Regions from separate parts of the Homo sapiens genome. Here region 2 is linked to region 1. Evidence: chromatin contacts called from ENCODE Hi-C or POLR2A ChIA-PET data. All regions are on one chromosome and are shown on one strand. The core of a region is the stretch at or near the end of the contact, and the rest is flanking DNA. Distances in the headings are between cores, read along the strand shown. Region 1 overlaps DUS4L-BCAP29 (DUS4L-BCAP29 readthrough). Region 2 overlaps LAMB1 (laminin subunit beta 1).

The links. A loop is a pair of places that touch in the nucleus more often than their neighbours do. ChIA-PET counts read pairs that join two places held with the same protein, here RNA polymerase II (POLR2A).
Region 2: a loop to region 1 is called in a map of ascending aorta, with 2.2 times the contacts of the local background. The contact joins two enhancer-like sites. A Hi-C loop is called at or near these places in 1 of 168 maps with a recorded cell type or tissue (ascending aorta). POLR2A ChIA-PET finds 5 or more read pairs at or near these places in 1 of 52 experiments (Panc1).

Annotation. Positions count from the first base shown.
Region 1 is chr7:107,592,726-107,597,886 of GRCh38, forward strand. DUS4L-BCAP29 (DUS4L-BCAP29 readthrough) reads left to right here. Exons shown (of 13, transcript NR_163941.2): 9 at 1,230-1,380; 10 at 3,142-3,277. BCAP29 (B cell receptor associated protein 29) reads left to right here. Exons shown (of 8, transcript NM_018844.4): 4 at 1,230-1,380; 5 at 3,142-3,277. Among named protein-coding and RNA genes, the nearest start is that of BCAP29, 15 kb to the left of the region's middle. Within about 2 kb of position 2,571, at least 7 of the 41 ENCODE cell types and tissues checked have a DNase peak (open chromatin) inside an H3K27ac peak, as active enhancers do; they include ascending aorta, where a contact is called at or near this core.
Region 2 is chr7:107,937,722-107,942,882 of GRCh38, forward strand. LAMB1 (laminin subunit beta 1) reads right to left here. Exons shown (of 34, transcript NM_002291.3): 25 at 2,268-2,637. Among named protein-coding and RNA genes, the nearest start is that of DLD, 49 kb to the left of the region's middle. Within about 2 kb of position 2,295, at least 14 of the 41 ENCODE cell types and tissues checked have a DNase peak (open chromatin) inside an H3K27ac peak, as active enhancers do; they include ascending aorta, where a contact is called at or near this core.

The sequences.
Region 1 (5,161 bases), core at 1,321-3,820:
ATACAATGGAATATTATTCAGCCATAAAAGTAATGAAGTACTGACACATACTACAGTGCAGACGAACTTTGAAAGCATTATGCTAAGTGAAGGAAGCCAGACACAAAAGAGCAGATAGTATATGATTCAGTTTATATGAAATGTCTAGAACAGGTAGTTCTGTAGAGACAGAAAGCAGATTGCTGGTCACCAGGAGCTGAGGGATGTGTATAGATTTTCTTTGTGGGGTGACCAAAATGTTCTGAAATTAGATAGTGGTAATGGTTATACAACTTTGTGAATATACTAAAAACTACTGAATTATACATTTTAAAGAGGTAAATTTTTATGGTATGTGAATTACATCTCAATAAAGCTGCTAAAAATAAAATAGTAGTCAAAAAGGCCCCAGTTTTCTAACTGGAGTCTCCTTGTGTGGCAATAACTCTTACCCAAGACTTCTGTTGGTCGCATGAAAGGGGAGCATTCAAACTTGTTCATATACTTCCACTGGCTTTTGAGACCTTATAAGGCAGATGCCTTCCCTAGTACATACAAGAATCCAGGAACTAAGAATGCACTCAATGTAGACCCTTATAAGCTGATATCTATTTTCCACTGGAAAGAAGTGGTTCCCCTGCATCTGAGACTTCCCAGAACTGAAAGCATCAAAGGAGCAGCTATCTGAACCTTTCCAGTAGCAGCTGCTATGCACTAGTCGGAGGAGTGTATGCCACCACAGATCAAATCCCATGTTAACAAACTTATGCCAGTGGAAATTTCAGTATAACCAAATATTTTGAAAATCTCAATCATTTAAAGTAATAATATGTAATAAAATGCTAGTGTAGTAAGAGAAATGGGATAGTCTCTTGGAATTGATTGTAATGGGATATGACATCTGTCATTGTCAATAGGCTGAATTTTAGTCATCTTAGAGACAGAAAATGTAAAGGATAATAGTTTGCAGTGTAGTTAGAGATGAGAAACAATAAAATGATGGTAAGTACTAGATGAATAATTTTAAAAATGCTATAGTAATTCAAAATTTGCTACTAGTGTCCATTTATAGAGCACCTACTTTGAGCATGAAAAGTTCCCGGGTACTGTAGACGGAATGACATAAAGGTCGCCTCTGCCTAAAGTCCATTATTTAAAAGTTTGGTCAGTTTTTCTAAAACTGCTTTCCATTTTTAACAAGCTTATATTCGTAAAAGCCAAAAGTACTGTTTTCTTTTGTTCTGTAATAGATGCTGTGAGAGAAGTAAGGAAATATTCCTCAGTTCATACCATTGAGAAGAGCTCCACCAGCAGACCTGATGCCTATGAACACACACAGATGAAACTTTTTAGGTCTCAAAGAAATCTTTACATTTCTGGATTTTCCCTATTTTTTTGGCTGTAAGTAAAAAATAATAATAGAAGCACAATTTAAAAACATGACTTATGCTTTCCTTTCTCATTTTGTCCACCTTTACTGTAGATTTTTTTTTTTTTTAAGAGAGACAACCTTTCGCTCTGTTGCCCAGGCTGCAGTGCAGTGGTGCCTTCATAGCTCACTGTAACTTCAAACTCCTGGGTTCAAGTGATCCTGCCTCTTCAACCTCTCATTTCTAGGACTACAGGCGGCACACCACCATGTAGGGCTAATTTTTAAATTTTTTGTAGAGATGGGGTCTCACTGTGTTGCCCAGACTGGTCTCAAACTCCTGGCCTCAAGTGATCCTCCCACCTCAGCCTCCCAAAGTACGGAGATTACAGTCACTGTACCCAGCCTACTGTAGTTTTGTTTGTTTGTTTGTTTGTTTGTTTTTTAAGATGGAGTCTCGCTTTGTCGCCCAGACTGGAGTGCAGTGGCGCGATCTCGGCTCACTGCAAGCTCCACCTCCTGGGTTCACACCATTCTCCTGCCTCAGCCTCCTGAGTAGCTGGGAGTACAGGCGCCTGCCACTGTGCCCTGCTAATTTTTTTGTATTTTCAGTAGAGACAGGGTTTCACTGGGTTAGCCAGGATGGTCTCGATCTCCTGACCTCATGATCCTCCCGCCTCGGCCTCCCAAAGTGCTGGGATTACAGATGTGAGCCAACGCGCCCGGCCTGTAGATTTTTTTATAACATCTTTGTAAAAGAATTCAGATGATATACCCAAATAACAAACAGTAGTTAACAGCTTGTAGGTTTGCCCAGTCCATAAGGCCCTGAATGATTAGGCTCCTGCCTCTCTTTGGAGCCTTGTCTCATACGTGTCTCTGAGATGTACAATACATTCCACCCTTACAGACCTTCACCATTTATTCATTCATTCCATCTTGCAACAGATATTGATTGAGTTCTGTGGTGTACCTAACTCTTTCCCATTTTAGGGTCTTTACACAAGCTCTTCCTTTTGCCAGAACACTCTTTTCTTTCCTCATTTCCTGGCTAACTCTTACTCATCCATTAGCCTCTTTCTCAAAGCCTTCTGTGGCCATCACTACCCACAAAGTAGGTAGGTCTTCTCTTACAGGTGCTCAAAGAATGTATATATACTTCATTTTCTAGTGTCATTCATGGTTGTAATTAAATACTGTTTTAACTTTTGCTTCCACAACTAGGAGCTAAACCCCTGAGGGCATGGACTTTGCTGTTTTCCGCTGTGTCTGCAGTGCCTGGCAGAGTGTCTTAACACTTAGCAGTTCCTGAGTAAAGGAATGTCTGCTGAATGAATAATTGAAGATAGTCATCACTATTTCTTCTAACAATGGCAGTTACACATAAACGGATGTGAATGAGCTGTTCTTCGGCTTGTTTGACCTTACACAATGTTCCTTAAATAGCAGAATTTGAACTGGGCCAAAAAAAATAATTCTCCTACTGGCCCTGTCACACTGTCTGAAATTTTCCTGTTTCTATTCCTCCAAGCTAAAGCCTTCTACAGGAAAACAAATAAGTACCACTGAACCTGTATTCTAAATGCTGGTCTTCTAACAAAGATTCCAAAGGAATGAGACACGGGCCTGTTTTTACTAAGAGACTTGAATTAAAAAAAGAATAATGGGTTCTGCCTAAACATTATCTGCCACCACCACACCTATATCTAATGGGGAGTAATTTGGCAATGACTGTTTTAAAATAAGTTTCTGGTGATTGGCCAGTAATACATTATTCTGGTTTTTTTTCTTAGAGTTTTGAGACGTCTGGTTACGCTTATTACTCAACTGGCAAAAGAACTGTCAAACAAAGGTGTACTTAAAACTCAAGCAGAAAATACTAACAAGGCTGCCAAAAAATTTATGGAAGAAAACGAAAAACTAAAAAGGGTATTTAATTTTCTTTGTAAAAATTAAATGTTGTTGGTGTTCCCGAGGAGTAATGTATTTGTTTTCAGCATCAAAAAGAGCATTTTTATATTTTATAAGCAGAAAATGACCATAATTAACAATATTTTATGTAATGATTATTTCAAGAATAGTTTTACTGTTCTTTAGAAATGCTTGTTCACACTAATATTTTTACTATTATTTAGATTTGCTTTTTCTCCATAGTGGATTTATACCATTGGACCTATTTTCTGTGATTTAAGGAGAAAATAGTATTCTGGGAATATGAATTTTAATTCCTTCATTACCGTTAAGTTTACTTTATAATCTAAAGCAAGTCTTTATAACTGTTTCTATTTCTTTTTCAGTTAAAGTATTTTTAAGCCTAGATTTTCGTTTTCTTTTAAATGATTGGTTTATAGAAAGCAGAGAAACGTCATTGATGCTAGATTGATAATTGCACATAATATTTGAAATCTTTAATGTTATTCCTTTATTTTCTATCTTTTGATCTCATTTCACAGTGGCAAAAATAAAAACACAGTCATTAAAGCTTTGATTGATAGTGTTAACTAAACTCAAAAGCACGCAGCCTTGTATTTATAGAACAACTGATCATGTACATATCTTAATTTAAAATTATACACATCATTTTGGAGTAATGATTTGTAACCATCAGAACACTGCTTTTTTTCCTCTTCAATTGTTTTTCTCTTATTCTTTAGCTCTAAGAAAATGGAAAGTGTTATTTTTTTCATACATACCATACTTAATACACTTAAATTAGTCTTGCCCTTTTAAAAAAAGCACCTTCCTCAAAATACTTTTGCAACTTTTCTCTTGGAATTGTTTTCAGAACCATTTACCCATGCAAGGAAACTTATGTCATGATTACCAATTCCTTGACCCTGCGTGATTTATTCTTTCTGTTTGTTTGTTTTCCTCTCCTTTGTTTCCATACTGTCCTGATTTGCTGCTTCCTGCATAGCTGTGACCCAATCAGAGGAGGCACAGATATGCTGGGCTAAAGCCAGTACACAGTGGGGAGAAAGTCTTTGAGCAGCACATAAAAGCAGCTGTCAGTGCCCAGAGTATAACTAATTGACCAATAAAGTGACCAACAAAGGCCATAAGTGAGAATATAAAAGATGACGTCTGTTTCAAGGTACTTCATGTAGGTTTTGAAAAATAAGCTAAGGAAAGATAAGCTTGTGAAAACACCCCCTTTGTTTTGTCCTTCCTTCCTTTCTTTCCTTTCCTCTCCTTCCCTCCCTTCCTCCCCAGACTGATCTCAAACTTTTGGCCTCAAGCAGTCTTCCCACCTTGGCCTCCAGAAGTGCTGGGATTATAGGCAAGAGTTACCGCGCCCAGCCATACCTCTTCATTCTCTATCAGAGACACATTATCCAGTGGAAACTGCATTACCCTGAGATCCGAGAGACTTAGGTGCTAGTTCCAACATGTGACCTAGCACAAATCACCTATGTTAATGGGCCTCAAAGTTCCTTAGCTATAAATAATAGTTAACATTGTGCCAGGTATTGCTTCATATGCTTCACAACAAGGTTTTTAACTGTTAATTTTCACAAAAGTCCCTTGAGTTTGGTATTGTTATTATCTGCATTTTATAGATGAGGAAATGGAGGCATAGAAAGGTTAAGTGACTTGTACAAGATCATTCAACTAATATGTGACAGAACTAAAATTTGAACCTAAGCAGCCTGACTCTAGAATCCACATTCATAACCACATTATTTTGTGCCCTCAACTCCTATGTTATCTGATAGAACAATTTCCACGTGGTACCTATGACCACTTTCTGTTCTGATATTCAGTTAAAGAAATGAAATAATTATGAAAGACCAATTAACTTTTAATTTTACT
Region 2 (5,161 bases), core at 1,045-3,544, 340 kb after region 1:
GGAACATGCAGAGGGGAAGCCCTATAGCCTGCCACAAAGACAACAGGAGCCACCAGTATCAGCTTTCATACACTCCTCTCTTCCGTCAGAGGGGCCTCCTTCTACCAACAGCCTTTTTATTTTTTATAAGAAAATAGCATCTACTAAGAATGAAATAAGAAGATTTAGCTTTCACAGTATTTAATTTGGAATCTAAACTGCATTTTGTTCTGTACTTTCAAACCTACAAAGCCGTACTTTTGACATCTATTTGTATATTATTGTGTACATAGTGTGGATATGGGTGTGTGTGTGCACATGCGAGTGTGCTCCAGGTGGGTGTGGGTAGGGTTGTATGTGTATTGTAAAGAAAGTAATATTTGAGCAGATTTTACCTCTGGGTATTACTGGTTCACCTAATTGAATGTAATTGTCTTCTTGGCGATATAATAGTATAAAAAACCAGGAAAATGTAAAGATGCTGAAAGGTTGGGAGCCATTAGAAAAATGATATGTAAGGCTGAGATAAAACTATAACCCAACTCAAAGAAAAAGTACTTAAAGGGATGGTTTAAAATGGTAGATTAAATTACATTTCAGTGCCTTTTTTTCCTGAGGCTAATATACATAGTTTCTTTTTTCAGTGCTTTGCTTTTATTAATTATATGACTCACAGAAGGCTTTCATTTCTTCTCAGGTCTCATAAAATGATACAATTTTTTTTAAAACAAGCAAATCTAACATCGTATTTTAAAATAAGGCCACTTTGGTTCCTAAAACATGTATCCTTGGATAGTATGTTGAAAAAAAAGAGTAATGGAACTAGTTTTCCTGTGATTATTACAATCTGTCTAGTTAAATGAATAGTGACGGTAGAAACAGAGCTGTTTTGGGAATGTAATCTCTCTTCTGGCAGGCTCTCAAAGGACACCAGATTTTTTTCTTCCTCCCAGAGATGCCTAAGACCCAGGCCAAGGATCATTTCCTAAATGGGCTTGCATTCGGACCACGGCCTGCCAAAACTGTGATCTCTGCACATTAGGAGGCTTAGTCTTTTCAGTGAGGTAAAATGCCTCACTAAATGCATTGTCACTCTACATCAGACGTTTCCTAACACTCTGGCCAGCTACATGGTCTTGGGCATAAAACCCAAGGCTTGACATCAAGGTCCAGTTACTTTAAATCTAGGTCTAGGAAGGACCTCCTTCAAGTCGCTTGAGCTAATGTCAGCTGTCCTCTGCTACTCATGCCTGGTATGAGATGAAAAGTCCCTCTGGCTTCTTAAAGGTGCTGATTAAAGTCTCATCACACACAAAAAATGTTACTGTCATTTCGTCATATAAACACCTCAGTGTGCAGGATTTAACTGTGAAGCAGTCCCCTCAGGCCTAGATGGTGAGTCTGCAGTGAAAAAACCATAGCATCTAGGGAAGCACAGATGCCTCATACCCTTTTCTATTTTTGTCCTTTAGCACTTAGGTCTTATTGTGCTGTTTTGGGGGTTCCTTTTTGGCAAAAGGAGTTGGGAAGTTTAGGGGCAAGAGAGGGGAGGTAGGAGAAAGGGTAGATAAATGATCCTTGAGAAGGTCAATTCTCTAGGCTTCCACTAACAAACACTGTCCAATCAGAGGGAAGATTACCTAGAGAAGGGGTGGGATGAGGACTTTTCAGCATAGAGCAGCTGTTATAACTAGATGAATGAAGCACTGGTCTGGTGGACTAATGGCGGAGAAGCAGAAAAAACTTGAAGTAAGCAGTCTTATTTTGAGGTAATGGAATTTCCCCCATAGTAGCAATACTTAATTTATAATTTTCTGCAATCCTGTTGTTATTTTATATATAAATCCTTTCATTACTTCATAAGGTAATGGCATATATTATCCTACCCCTTCTCCACAGGAGAGAAAATACAGGCTCAGGAATTGAGTCATCCAAGTTCACAAGCCTAGCATCAGAGCCAAGACTCAATTATGGATCTTTGTCTTCTAAATCCAGCATTCCTCCCATTTTACTGACTTAGAACATGATTTGCAAGGAGGAGCACTGAATATAATGCTTGCATATTCTGTACTGCAGCCTCCAGAAGGCTGGTCCCCACTGATGTGCCAACGTTCACTCACCCAAATGCCCAGTCAAGACTGCTGGAAAATAAATGGCTCAGAATCTGTTCTCACCCACAGGACTAACAAAACCTCCTGATGGAAGCACCATGCCAGGAAATCTTTGCTGTTAACTCACAATATTTTTTCAGCTTTATGAGTAATTCCTCTGGCTCATTAACTACTTACTCTGCTTCCTCAAAGAGATTCCCAATGTTTTTCAGTGGCTCTGCTGCGGGGCTCTGCGCCAGGATGTCTTTTATCTCGCTGACTTTCCTCTCCACCGAGTCCACAGTCTCACGGTAAGGCCCGATCACACCACTGATCTTCAAGGCCTTGGCTTTCTCCAGGAATCTGTGTGTCCTGTTGGTCAGCTCGGCAATGATCACATCCCAGAGAGCAAAGCACTGGTGGCAGGGTGTGCAGTCAGGGAAGACCCCCGAGTACCCTCGCGTGCACTTGTCACAGCGTGGACCCTCAACACCCTCAACGCAGACACACTGGCCCGTGGACTGGTCACACTGTGGCGTCTCAATGCCCCTGGGGTCACAGTCACAGGCTAGAAGGGAATAAGCAATGCTAGCTGATCTACTTAATCATGAACCTCAGTGACAAGATGTGGCATTTAGAATACTCACTTCACTGTGAAAATGGGAAGGTGTCAACCATCGACAACAATTGACCAATGGCTCAGGTAGAGACTGTAGCAGCTTCCTCTAGCACATGCGTGACTTCAGTGGTTGCTAACCCCTTCTTAGCAGTAATAATACTTTAAACAGAAATGTTTTATATGAATGATCCCATTTAACTCTCACAATAACCCTATGGGATACGTGTTATAATAATCACTATTTCACAGATGTGGGAACTCAGAGATCAGAGAGATTATGTAACATGCCCCAAGTCTCACTGCAAGGAAAAGGCCACGCCAGAATTCTGATTCAGTTCTTTGCAACTCCGGAGTCTATACTCTTCACCTCCGTCCTGCCTTTGCCTCCCCCTTACTTAGGATTTCCCCACAGACCATGTCTGTACAAACAATCCAGGTTACATCCTGATAATGTGCCACCTGGCATCGGATACATCACAAATGAGAAGCTCTTTACGTACCTGACTCTATCTCACAACAAAACATACTTGATGAAATGCAATAAACATGATCAAAACAAAACAAAACCCAAAGGAATTCTAAGTATCCAGTTTAAAGGCTTTCAACTAAGTATAATCTAACTTGGGGGTGTCTGCCATTGTGATGACCACTGCCAGTACTACAAGCAGGGATCTTGGGAGCCATTCAGTCTCAGCGTCTCACAGGCCCAATAGGGTTGGCACCTCATGCAAAGCCAAATGGCACAGGAAAATCACGTGCCGTACAGGACAAAATGTGTTCTTGGCCAGTAGCTGTGGCTGAGATTACTTAGCACAGTGGCTGTGCCCTTGAACCCTGGCTTAGATTCCCAAATTTCAGGTGACCAAATCATTTTTATATCAACATCTGACATTTGAAAGTATTTATACAGGGTTTGAATTACGAAAGGCCTTATGCTAACATCTTATCGCTGGGCTTCCACCCATTCTGAGGAAAGACAGGAATAAATAAAGAATATACTATCTTATTTCCCTAACTGGATTGTGGACTCCAAGGGCAGGGGCACATCTTAAACCATTTTTCGTTTTTCAGCATCGGACTCAGGGTTAACTTGCAATCAGAATCCAAACGTCTTTGCCAAATGAAGCCCTAACCTCATTTTAGTCTAGGCATGCAAGGACACTTACATACCTTCATAAAAGAAAATAATCCTCCTGAAGTGCAATGTCAACTGTGGCAAAGCACAACAGATTCATGCTTTCTCGGATTTTTTTTTTTTTTTGAGACGGAGGTTTTGCTCTTGTTGCTCAGGCTGGAGTACAATGGCGCGATCTCGGCTCACTGCAACCTCTGCCTCCTGGCTGGGTTCAAGCAATTCCCCTGCCTCAGCCTCCCGAGTAGCTGGGATTACAGGCATGCGCCACCACACCCGGCTTTTTTTTTTTTTTTTTTTTTTTTTTTTTTTTTTTTAAGAGACGGTGTTTCTCCATGTTGGTCAGGCTGGTCTGGAACTCCCGACCTCAGGTGATCTGCCTGCCTTGGCCTCCCAAAGTGCTGAGATTACAGGTGTGAGCCACTCTTGGGTCAATAGCTGTGATTTGCCTCTGAAAAACTTTTTTTTTTTTTGGAAGAGTCTCACTCTGTCTCCCAGGCTGGAGTGCAGTGGCATGATCTCGGCTCACTGCAACCTCCACTTCCCGGGTTCAAGCTATTCTGCCTCTGCCTCCTAAATAGCTGGGACTACAGGCATGCACCACCATGCCCAGCTAATTTTTGTATTTTTAGTAGAGACGGGGTTTCACCATGTTGGCCAGCATGGTCTCCATCTCTTCACCTTGTGATCCGCCCACCTTGGCCTCCCGAAGTGCTGGGATTACAGGCGTGAGCCACCGCGCCCGGCCTTCCTCTGAAAAACTTTCTAATGGAACATCTCCCAGAACCAGTTATACTGAGGGTCCTGAGATCTGCTATAACATCACCATCCTTTCAACCCAGAGGTGTGTGTTTGTGGCCCATTCATTTGGCCCTCACCACATCCTGCCTTGTATTGCTAGTTTATCTTTTTATTGTCTTTGTTCTCCCCCTACATTCCAAGCTCTCGAGTGGCAGGTTTGAGGAGTACAGCATTATGGTTAAGAGCATGAACTGCGGACTGAGGTGGTAAATCCTGCCTTCTCCACACATGTTATGTGACCCTGGGTAATCAGGAAACTGAGTCACGTCTTCCACATCTGTAAGAAGAGGTAATGATTATAAATACAGGACTGCTTTCAAGATAAAATAATTACAAAGTGCTTAGAAGAGCATCTGGTCTATAGCAAGCATTCAATAAATAAATTGTTTTTATTATCACTTTTCGTGTCCCTACAAGTGTCTGGTAGTCTTCTGCTAAGAGTGATGCTTGATCGTATTTCCATTGGATAAAGGGGAAAAACGTGTTCCGGTTATATGTTTATTTATATGTATTTGCCAATAACGTCATGATTATTCAAAA